Linked DNA regions of Homo sapiens: region 2 is linked to region 1. Evidence: chromatin contacts called from ENCODE Hi-C data. All regions are on one chromosome and are shown on one strand. Each heading gives the region's core, a stretch centred on a gene start or an enhancer-like site at or near the end of the contact. The rest is flanking DNA. Distances are from core to core; before and after follow the strand shown.

Region 1 (4,904 bases), core at 2,405-4,904:
GACATCTTGGCCCTTAATAGCTAAATTTATTTGGTTTAAAGCGGCCACGGGAGAAGCAGGGAGGGAAAATCTTTCGTCGGTCATTGGGTGGCCTAGATAACAGGCTTGGAGAGAGAGCGGAGAAGAAAGTAAAAAGGTTAATGGATGAGGGGAGGGCTGGAGGCGCCCGGCGTGGGGCTTTTACGGCGACCCTCCCCCGGCCGCCCCCTTATCGCAGCCCGAACTTACCCGCGGCGCAGCGAGTACATTAAGTCACGTAAACAGCGCGGAGAGGAATGCCACCGCGGTGACCTTTCGTGCGCCGCCGCCGCTAGCCCACCTCCGCGCCGTGCTGGCGGCCGCCGGCGGCGCACGGGGGTCGGCCGGGGGCTGCGCCGGGCAAGGGGCCTCCGGGCCGGGCCTGGCCTGCGCAACGCGCCGGGCCTCGATTCCGACCGCCCGGGGACCCCGGCGCTGGCTCCGCGCGGTCCTTCCCCGAAGTGGCCGCCGGCGGGAGCCGGCGCTGGGGGTGGGGGCGACCTGCAAGTTTCCGCCGCCACCACCTGACGTTTCTAAAGAGTGTTTTTGGTTTCCCGAGATTTAAACTTAAAGAAAATCACCGCCAGGACTCTGGTCGACGGCCTACCGTGCAGTGCGGCCGCTGAGTGGGGGACACGCCGCCCGGAACCCACCACTGGCCCCAGACGCTGGCAGGGGTGGGGGGCTCTGAGGTGACCCCGGGTCCTTGGGTAAAAGCGTCCCAGAGACGGGAAGAAATATGGTATAAGCGAGAAGGCCTCATAAATCTGGGCTGTTAAAAATCTAAGTTAAAAATATGTTTTAAGTCAGAAATGCATTCTTTTTCCTTATGAAACATCGCCGAAGCAGCCAGTTTTGTGACAGGATCGTAAAATGAGCGTGAGTTTGCGGGGGTGGAGGTGCACGGGGACGCGGGTCCTTGCTGGGTCTCGCCGCTCCTCCGGAAGCGGCGCAAGACTGGGTCCCCAAACACCCTTCCCGTTTGGCAGCCAAGCCCCCGCCCCCTGCCCAATTGGCTGCAGTGTTCTGGGTGGATTCGAATCGCGAATAGTGGTGTGGCGCGGCCGAAATAAATCAACCCTGGGGACAGGCCGCGCCCGGGAGCCAGCCCTCTGTGAGGGTAAGGGGGACGACTTGCCCAGGAGGGGCCGCTCATTGGGTCGAAACAGTCCGGAGAGAACAGTTTCGTTCAAGATTAGCAAATCCCGAAAGAGGAGACATGCGAGGGTGAAAGAAAAAAAAAAAGGAAAGGAAGGAAAAGAAAAAATATATATCCCCACGAAGAAAACAATAACTTTTAAGAGCTGTCCGCGTACTTTGGACACTAGTGGGGGCCTTCTCCCCAGCTCTTGGGTTTCTCCCTAGTTTGGGGTGCACCTCTTCCCTCCAAACTTCCTAATTTGCCGGCCTTCCAGACCAGCTGGGGCGCGCCCAGGAAGCTCCACGCGCGGGTCTGGGGCTCATGGGAGTGGCTTTGAAAACATGCTTGTCTTCCCCAGAGCGGTCCCTAGCGCCAAAGATGCATTGGGGAAAAGGCACATTGGAGACGTCAGGCAGCCTGGTTTTCTGTCTGAATCAACTGTACGAGTTAAACAGTTTTATTTCGAAATTAACCAACATAAACAACAACAACAACAACAACATTCACTACCCATTCCCTCGTTAGGTTGGAAAACCAGTCTGAAAAAATAAATACAATCTGTGACCATGAAAAGGAGCAATCACTTATTTTTCCCATATGTTTTGAACATTATTTTTAAAAATAGATTGGGAATCTGGAGGGTAAAATGCCGGGTCCCTTCCCGAGCCCTTAGAGCCCGAACGTTGTCGAATCGGTCAATGTCCACCCCGCTGCTCACCTCTGTCCCAGCAGCGCCGGGGCCAGCGCGCCCTCCCGCCGCGTCTGCGGAGCTGCGGGAAAAGCAGGTCCCCGGGGGGTATCGAGTGTCCAGGGATATCCACGCAGACATCCTTGTACTTGCAAATACAAAGAAACACACAGGACAGAGATCAGGCTCGCGCCAGGGCTCGATCTCCTCGGGGCTCAGGGTTGGAGGCCGTACACAGCCTGGACACAAACTGAGCCAAAGAGTTTATTTTTAGCAAATAAGATATGAGTTTTTAGAAAATTGCTTCGAATAGCAAATCCGAGAAACATTATTTCAAAACGTTGGAATCAAAGGAAATCAAATGCCCACAACCCATTTCCGTCAGTGCTTACAAATGAGCTTCTGCAAAACCCAGTCCACTTAAACATTTGGTCGGAACTCACGAAAAGAACCAAAAGCAAGGCATTCCGAGTCCTGGCGGGGGTTGAGCGGCCGGGCGGACGCCTGGCTATCTCTTCTGGGAGTCGCGCATTCGATCGCATTCAGGTTAAAATTTAAAGCCCCTGGATCCTGCTCCAGTCGCCAGCCTCTCCATTCCAGAGTTTTCTACCTTCAGCCTTTTCCAAATGCGGCCACGCTGAAACTGGGAGCCGCCGCAGTGATTGGGGGAGGCAAAGTGGAACGTAATAAAAGTGACTAAATTGGATGAGAACGGTTTCTGGACCTTCTCGGTAGCAATTTAAAATTCAGAAGTGTTTAGAAGCAATTTACAACGAAGAATGAAAAACGAAGAATTCTCGCCAACTTCCTGAATTCCTTGCCCCCTCCCCCGCACTGCCAGGCCCTGTCCCGCTCCCCCAGGAGCCACAAGTTCACAACTCACAGTTACGTGCAGAGGAAACAACGCTTAGCTACGAGGTCTCACCATCTCTGGAAACCATACTTTACAAGGCACCTCTCCACCCCAGTTCAACTCTGCACAGGCTCCTCTTCCTTCCCTAACTGGGAAAACACGAAAATAGAAACAAAACAAAAAACCAGAGCCTAAACGCTTTCTAGGAGACCGACCTTCAGAAAATCATTTACTTGGATTTACCTGGGCGGGGGGTAGGGGGTGGGGTCGGGGTAAAGTATAAAAATTCATTCTCACAAAAACAACGCCTCTTGTCCTAAAGTCTCCCTCGGCAGCCTTCTGGGGTCACGTCTGTCGGAAGAAATCCTTTCTGTAAGCGAAAGGGAGCGAGACATATATCACGGCTCCTGCAGCGGACGAGCCTGCGGCCGCGCGAGTTGCCGCTGACAGATCGGCGCTGATAACCCCGCGACGTTCATTTCCAGTCCCTTTTGCCCGCTAGGGACCGTATCAGTTTGTACAGAGTTGTGATAACTGTTTGGAGGGAGCGAAGAGGGGGTGTGTATATGAACGTGGGGGTGGGGAAGCAGCATTTAGCGCTGGGTCCAGGGAAGGTGACACCCCCTCTTCGCAGTGACTTATCTGTGACTTACCTGAAACTCTCCAGGGAAATATCAGAAACTCTCCAGGGACATCAAAAGTTGGAGAGCGTCCTCGGACACGACTGATGTGGAAGCCCTTTTCCATTCTGCGTACCCCATAGACTACCTTTCCGTACATGACGACCCGAGTTAAAGTTCCCAAAGGTCAGCTGGGGAATGTTGTCTTGAGGTTCCCGAAACCACCACGACCTGAGCCGTAGCATCCCGAGATAGGGTCGGAGAAAGTTTAAGGTCGGTCTCACACAACTTCAGGGCAAAAAGCGCATTTGCTGTGAAGGGGCTAGGCGGGGGTTGGGGGGCGGGGGGGCGCAGAGCACGTTCCCCCTTCCTTCTGGGGGCGTGCTGACCCAAGGTCTGGAGCGCCCCTCCCGCCGCGGCGGCGGCGCGGGACTGTGCACTGCCAACTCCTCCCGTGCCAAGGCTCCCTCCCCCTCCCTCGTGTGGGTGTGTGTGTGCGACTGCGGGAGCGGGAGGGTGCACCGCCGCTGGATGGGTGCGGGTCGCTAGCCAGGTCAGGCGTTCTGTGGCCTCCGCCCCTCCCCCGGGGTCCCTGGGCTCGGTGCCCCCCGGGTGGACTCGCCCCCACTCCGGGGACAGGGCTTGCGGCTCAGCCCACGCCCGCAGGCAGCGCGGCTCTCATTGTCTGCCTGGGCGGCGCGCTCCCCTCCCCCCTCGCCGTCCCCTCCCCACCCTCTTTTCTCTCCTCCCCTCGATCCCTCCTCCTCCTCTTCACCTCCAGCGCCCAGCTGCTCGCTGAGCGCAGTTCCGACCCACAGCCTGGCACCCTTCGGCGAGCGCTGTTTGTTTAGGGCTCGGTGAGTCCAATCAGGAGCCCAGGCTGCAGTTTTCCGGCAGAGCAGTAAGAGGCGCCTCCTCTCTCCTTTTTATTCACCAGCAGCGCGGCGCAGACCCCGGACTCGCGCTCGCCCGCTGGCGCCCTCGGCTTCTCTCCGCGCCTGGGAGCACCCTCCGCCGCGGCCGTTCTCCATGCGCAGCGCCCGCCCGAGGTTCGGCTGCTTCCTCCTCGCGCGATCTCCCCGCTTTCCTCCCCTCCACCCCTACTCGTCGCGGGCCCCTGGCCTCCGGCTCTCCGGCCCTCTCCAGGCCGCGGTCGGCTCCGACGGTGTTTCCCTCCTTCCCTCCGGGCGGGCTGAGGCGGCTCCCAGGCTCCCGGGACACCGCGGACCAACTTCTAGTCTCTTTTTCTCTCCTCGAAGCGCTTATCTGCGCGCAGCCTTATCTCCGAGTTATCTCGGCGCAAAGGGGCGGGAGCCGGTAGTTAGGCAGGCAGAGAAACTTCTTTCTTGCTATCTAGCCAGGTCTGTGTGTGGGCATTAATTTTAGTGTGGTAATCTCCGATGAGCCGAGGCGATTTGGAAGAGCAGCCTGGAGGAGGCCAGCCCGGCTGCATTTCACCTCCCTCCCCCACTCGCTCCGAGTCTCCCTGTCATTCTTCCTGCTCTCCCATTTGGGGTCGCCTCGGCTCTGGGGCGGTCTCACGCTCCCCCCTCCCCAGCCCGTTGCGTTCCCCCTCCTTTTCTC
Region 2 (4,904 bases), core at 605-3,104, 930 kb before region 1:
AAAAAGACAACTATGTCTTCCGAGTGGAGGAGGGAAAGGACAATCAAACCTCGAACAAATCGTTTATCTTGCTAGTCACAGCTTAGCTATGCCTTGTTATTTTCCGGTGATTCCAAACTTCCAGTCCATTCCCTCTGCATGGATCAAAAGTGACAGGAAAGAAAAAAATGTATTTCGGATATGGCAAAAAAGAAAAATGCAAGACAAGCAAACAAAAGTACTGGGACATCGTATGAGAACTAGTTTAATTGACAATGTCTTTAAATGGTACCTATCACTTGACAATGATTCCAACCCACCCGGGCCTGGGCGCCGCGGCTGCCTCCCCACTCCCACGCACACGGGGAGCTCCCCCGGGCTGTACTGCACTAAAGGCACTCAAAATACATCAGCCTTTCCTTACCTCGATTCTTCCACCACATCCAGCATGGAGCTGCTGCTTCCAGAGATGTAGTCGCCTATCTGTGGCAACAATTAGTTTTAAAAATGGAGCCGCATCTCTAATAACAAAAGCCTCCAGCTGTGAAAAGTGGAGCTAAATCTCTCTACCGGGCCGCAGCATCTCTCAAGAACCTTTTCCCCGCAGCACCCGTCAAGGCCCAGGGCCAGCTGGACGCGGCTGCCCTGGGGTGGAGCCGTCCCCGTGGTCCCGGGAGGCTACCGACGAGCCGGGGCCCGGGGCCGGAGGGCGTGCTCCTCCGGGAGGTGCAAAAGTCGGCTTGGGCCCGGAGCTCCCGGGTTTGTTTGGTTTTGTCCGCGCCCTGCCCCCACCCTACCCCCTTCATGCAAAAGGCCAAGGGTTTCCGAGCCACCACTGCCCAGGCCGAGTTCACGCTTGGGGCTCTTCAGCCGCCGTCCAGTGAACAGAGAAAGCAATTGCGCAGAGGCGAGAGCAGGCTGAATGAACGCGGGCTCCAGGGGAAATAATTTTTCCTCCTGGCTTCGCGCGTCAGCACACTGGGGTGCAGCCCTCCCTCACAGAAGACCCCCCCCCCGCACGACCCCCTGTACACCCCCGCGGGGCTGCGCGTTCGTCTGTGCGGCGGGGTTTGGGAATGGAGGCGTGAGGACCGCGCATCGAGGGCTCCACAGGCTGGGCGGGGGGCGTCGTTGGAGGGGGGTAGGGGAGAAATGCGCGCCCACCACCCTCACAGAGGGCGAGGGACCCCCAAAAGCCACTCGCGGACGCCGAGGCAGCGGGAAGGCGCGAGGCGGGGCGGGGGGAGGGGGCGCGGGGGTCCCCGCTGCGGAGGCCAGGGCGGGCGGGAGGGGCAGCACCTGAGGAATCCGCCTCCGGCTGCGGCGGCCGCCGCCTCGCTCCGCCCCGGGGAACTGAGCGCGCGGACCGCGCGCCTGCCAGAGAGACGCCAGCCGCCGGCGGCGCTAGCACCTCGGAGTCGGGCGGCCGGAGCAGCGGAGCGCAGCGCGGCGCAGGGAACGGCACTGGGGGTGGGGAGACCAGCCCGGCCGAGCCGAGGGCCACCCCCTGGTCCTCTGCCCTCGCGCCCCGCTAGGGCCAGGTGAGCGGCCGCGGGGACTCCGGGGCGCGGGCAGGAGGTGAGAGGTCGCGAACCGGGCGCGGGAGCTCGCCTGTGACCGGCAGGAGCTGCCCTTTGGCGGGCTGGACGCCCTGGCCGCGCGGGGAAGCGCCGCAGCGGACTTTTCCGGAGGGATGGGAAGCTCAGCGGGGGTGTGAGCGGAGCGCGTGCGGGTGGCGAGGGAGCGCCAGTGCCAACCTGGGAGCCGTGCCTGCCTTCCCTGCCGCCTCGCGTCGCCCACCGAAGGGACCCGGCCGTGCTGTCCGCGCCCAGAGGCCGAAGGCCTGTCACCGGGCTCTACTCGCTGCCTTTGTGGCGGGAGCGAGACGGCCCGGGGGTGGGACGAGGGAGCTGCGGCGCGCCGAGTAGCGCGGGGTCCCCCGGCGGAGGCGGCGAGGGGGCACCTGGTTCGTCTCCCCGAGCCCAGGGGCAGTGAGGGGGTGCCGGGCAGGCGGGCGGGCGACAGGTAGGGCGCCGCGGAGGTGGCGGGGAGAGGATGGATGGAGTTCAGCCTGGGAAAGTTGAGAACGTCCAGAGGTGGCTGGGCGCTCGCTCGGCGTCTGTGGGTTTTTTTCCTCAACACCAAATGTCACTTCGTCACGAGCGGGCGCGCGTGTCTTCCGGCCAGCATGTCCATTTTTCTGTGCATGGCTGAGGACCACTCTTATTCCGAATGAGACACAAAGAGTTGTGTTGACAGCTGACCCTGACACAAGCAGACAGCGAGTGAGGTGCGCCCTGGCCGGGGAGGGTGAGGGAGACTCGTTAAAGGAAATCCATTCCCGCCGTCCCTCTTCCCAGCTCCATTAAGAGGAAACTCCATGTGGAGATTCAGTGCGTGGGGTTTCTCAGTTACATGAGTCCAAGGAACGTCCCCGAACGCGACTCGTTTGCCCGGAACTGCCGCTGCCTCTAACCGAGGCTGCGGGTCCTGGAGAAACTCCTCAGTCTTGCCCCTTTCTCCGGTGAACGTGACGGTTCCAAGGTCCTTATCCTCCCCACCCACTCCTCTGGCCCCGGCTGAGAGGATAGAAACCACATTTTAATTTCTGCTTTTCACACCGTAAGGTGTTTTTTTCCGCCTCCCCCCGCCTCGAGGCGGGAATCCCTGCTTAAATCACATTTTTAAACCTAGCCGTTTAAATACAGGGAAGAGCTTTCCCACAAAAGGTTTTTGAACTCAGTCCCCCTTAATAAAACCTCTCATTCATCTATATATGTTCTTAGACTTTAAATCCTGGAACTCTGCTTTGAGTGTTGTGACTGTGTTGTTTCTTCTCTTTGCTGAAATTTTCTAGGAGGTTTTGTGAATGATACTGAAAAATTATTTAAAAGAGAAAAAATTAAATTGTTGAAATATTTAGTAATACAGTTACATGCATATAGGTATGTATTTCAAGAGGAAAATGTTTAATGAATGAATATATAAGTAGGGTAAACATTTCAAACAACAGTGAAGAGTATACAGTGTAAATTAAGCCCTCTTTCCTCTCCTCCATACAAGCCTTCATCCTTCTCAGAGGCAGCCACTGTTGTATATTTTTTGTATATCTTTCCGTAAGTCTATTAAAATGGAATTACATTATAGATGATGAAAGGGATTGAATATAAGACTGAACTATATATTCGTGGTGATGACCATTAACTTGATACCCACTCATGATGACATGAGATTATTTAGCCAAATGTGGACAATTATTACCTTGAAGATCAGTTAGAGGGCTAAAAATCTTAGAACAGTATGCAGTGGAAAGCAAAACTATTAAACTAATATCTCCTCCTGCACACACACCAGTTTCCCTACACTGGTTTTTGCAATCTTTATTGAATTTTTCCTCCATTTTGGAATTCTTTATGAAGTAGAGAATGAGAACTGTAGTAGTTTACTTTGTCTACCGCAGTGTGTATCTGAAAACACTGAAAGGGCGTGTGTATACTCCCATTGACATGACATAATATAAAGATGTTAGTGGTAAAGGATAAATACGAAGGCCGAGTTTCAGATGTTTGGTTGCATCTCTTAATTCTAGGCCTGGATTTGCCACAAACCCGCCACACGACGTAACTTTTTTTTGGAAAACTTTGTTTCCCACTCAGTTAGATAAAGGAATTGAACTATGTGATTTTTAAGGGTCCTTCGAACTCCAGAGTTCTACGATTAAAATAGTTGTCCTAAAACTGGCTAAAGATAACCATTGGACTGTGGATGTTAGACAGTGGGGCGACAAAAAACATTCCTGAATGGTGGATTCATGAAGAGGAGGTTAGAGATGTTTAAACTATATCCCTGCTCTTACGAGTTTGATGTCATTGGAGAACAGCTACTCTCCTTACCCACAGAATGTGTGTTTATGTTGCTGATAGAGGCCAAACACCGGGCTGAGGGCCTCTCATGTCACCTTGTGTGGCTAAGGAGAGTGAATTCTCCTCGCAGCCCACAGTGTCATTTTTAGGAAAATTACTCTTACCAAACTCTTCTTTTTGGTAAAGTGGAAATTAACTTTACCTACTTGAAAGAGACTTGACATAATTTAATTTATACTTCTCTGAAGTGTTTAGATTATGAACATCCCTTATAGCTAAGATATTTTAGTTACTTGATAAATATTCACCTAGGGAGTATGTTCTTATTAGGAAACTTCTAATTTGTAAAGTACCTGCAGCCTTTGGGCTAATGATGGGGACAGGAGTTAAGGAGTGATTGTAAGGTTGTGAAAGTAAAAATTAGCTGATTTTAGTGACTGCGTATGGTCTAAATTAAGGGATTTCAAAGGTACACTGTAAGCGATGATTGCAAAAAGTGTTGATGTTAAGATAGAGATCTCATACTGAAAGCTAAAGCTTTCTAAAAGCACCGCTGATGAAACATATGTAATTATTTTGAATAAGTCTAATATAAATTATAAATTCGCTGTAGGAATTGTTTGGGATCCTAAGAATAAGAACTAGAAGAATATATTTGTAAGGGTACTTAGAGTAATATTGATTGATTAATGAAGCTGACAGAAACAAAAGAAAATTCAATACCAGTAGTGAAATTCTTCAAAATGGTAATGGTTTTTATTTTTTCCAGCTCCCTTCCCAATCTTGCCATATGAATGAATATTTTTACAAATGTTTTATATTGCAGATAATTTTCACCCTGTTTTTTATAAACATTTTTTCTATAGCTTACTTCCCATTATTTACAATAATTTTATAAAAGTTTATGCAATGGATGTTCATTATTAACTTAAGCCTTCCTGTTTTTGATTTTGCAGCATAAAAAATGTAATGCCTATTCTTTTTTTGTTTTGTTTTGTTTTGTTTTGTTTTGTTTTGTTTGAGACGAAGTCTTGCTTTGCCACCCAGGCTGGAGTGCAGTGG

What was found. Hi-C counts contacts between places; a loop is a spot of excess contacts on that map. Pooled maps may share reads with other maps.
Region 2: a map of naive thymus-derived CD4-positive, alpha-beta T cell shows a loop between it and region 1 (6-fold over the local background). The contact joins the promoter of GREB1L-DT here to the promoter of GATA6-AS1 in region 1. A Hi-C loop is called at or near these places in 1 of 168 maps with a recorded cell type or tissue (naive thymus-derived CD4-positive, alpha-beta T cell), 4 of 37 single-sample maps with no recorded cell type and 7 of 50 pooled maps.

The regions. Positions count from the first base shown.
Region 1 is chr18:22,165,314-22,170,217 of GRCh38, forward strand. GATA6-AS1 (GATA6 antisense RNA 1 (head to head)) reads right to left here and starts at 3,655. Exons shown (of 2, transcript NR_102763.1): 1 at 3,354-3,655; 2 at 1,585-3,070. It overlaps GATA6 (GATA binding protein 6), which reads left to right and starts at 4,276. Exons shown (of 7, transcript NM_005257.6): 1 at 4,276-4,369. RefSeq lists enhancers at 1-301, 1,921-2,424.
Region 2 is chr18:21,240,874-21,245,777 of GRCh38, forward strand. It overlaps GREB1L-DT (GREB1L divergent transcript), which reads right to left and starts at 1,855. Exons shown (of 3, transcript NR_183513.1): 1 at 1,737-1,855; 2 at 404-462; 3 at 1-134. GREB1L (GREB1 like retinoic acid receptor coactivator) reads left to right here and starts at 1,359. Exons shown (of 33, transcript NM_001142966.3): 1 at 1,359-1,520.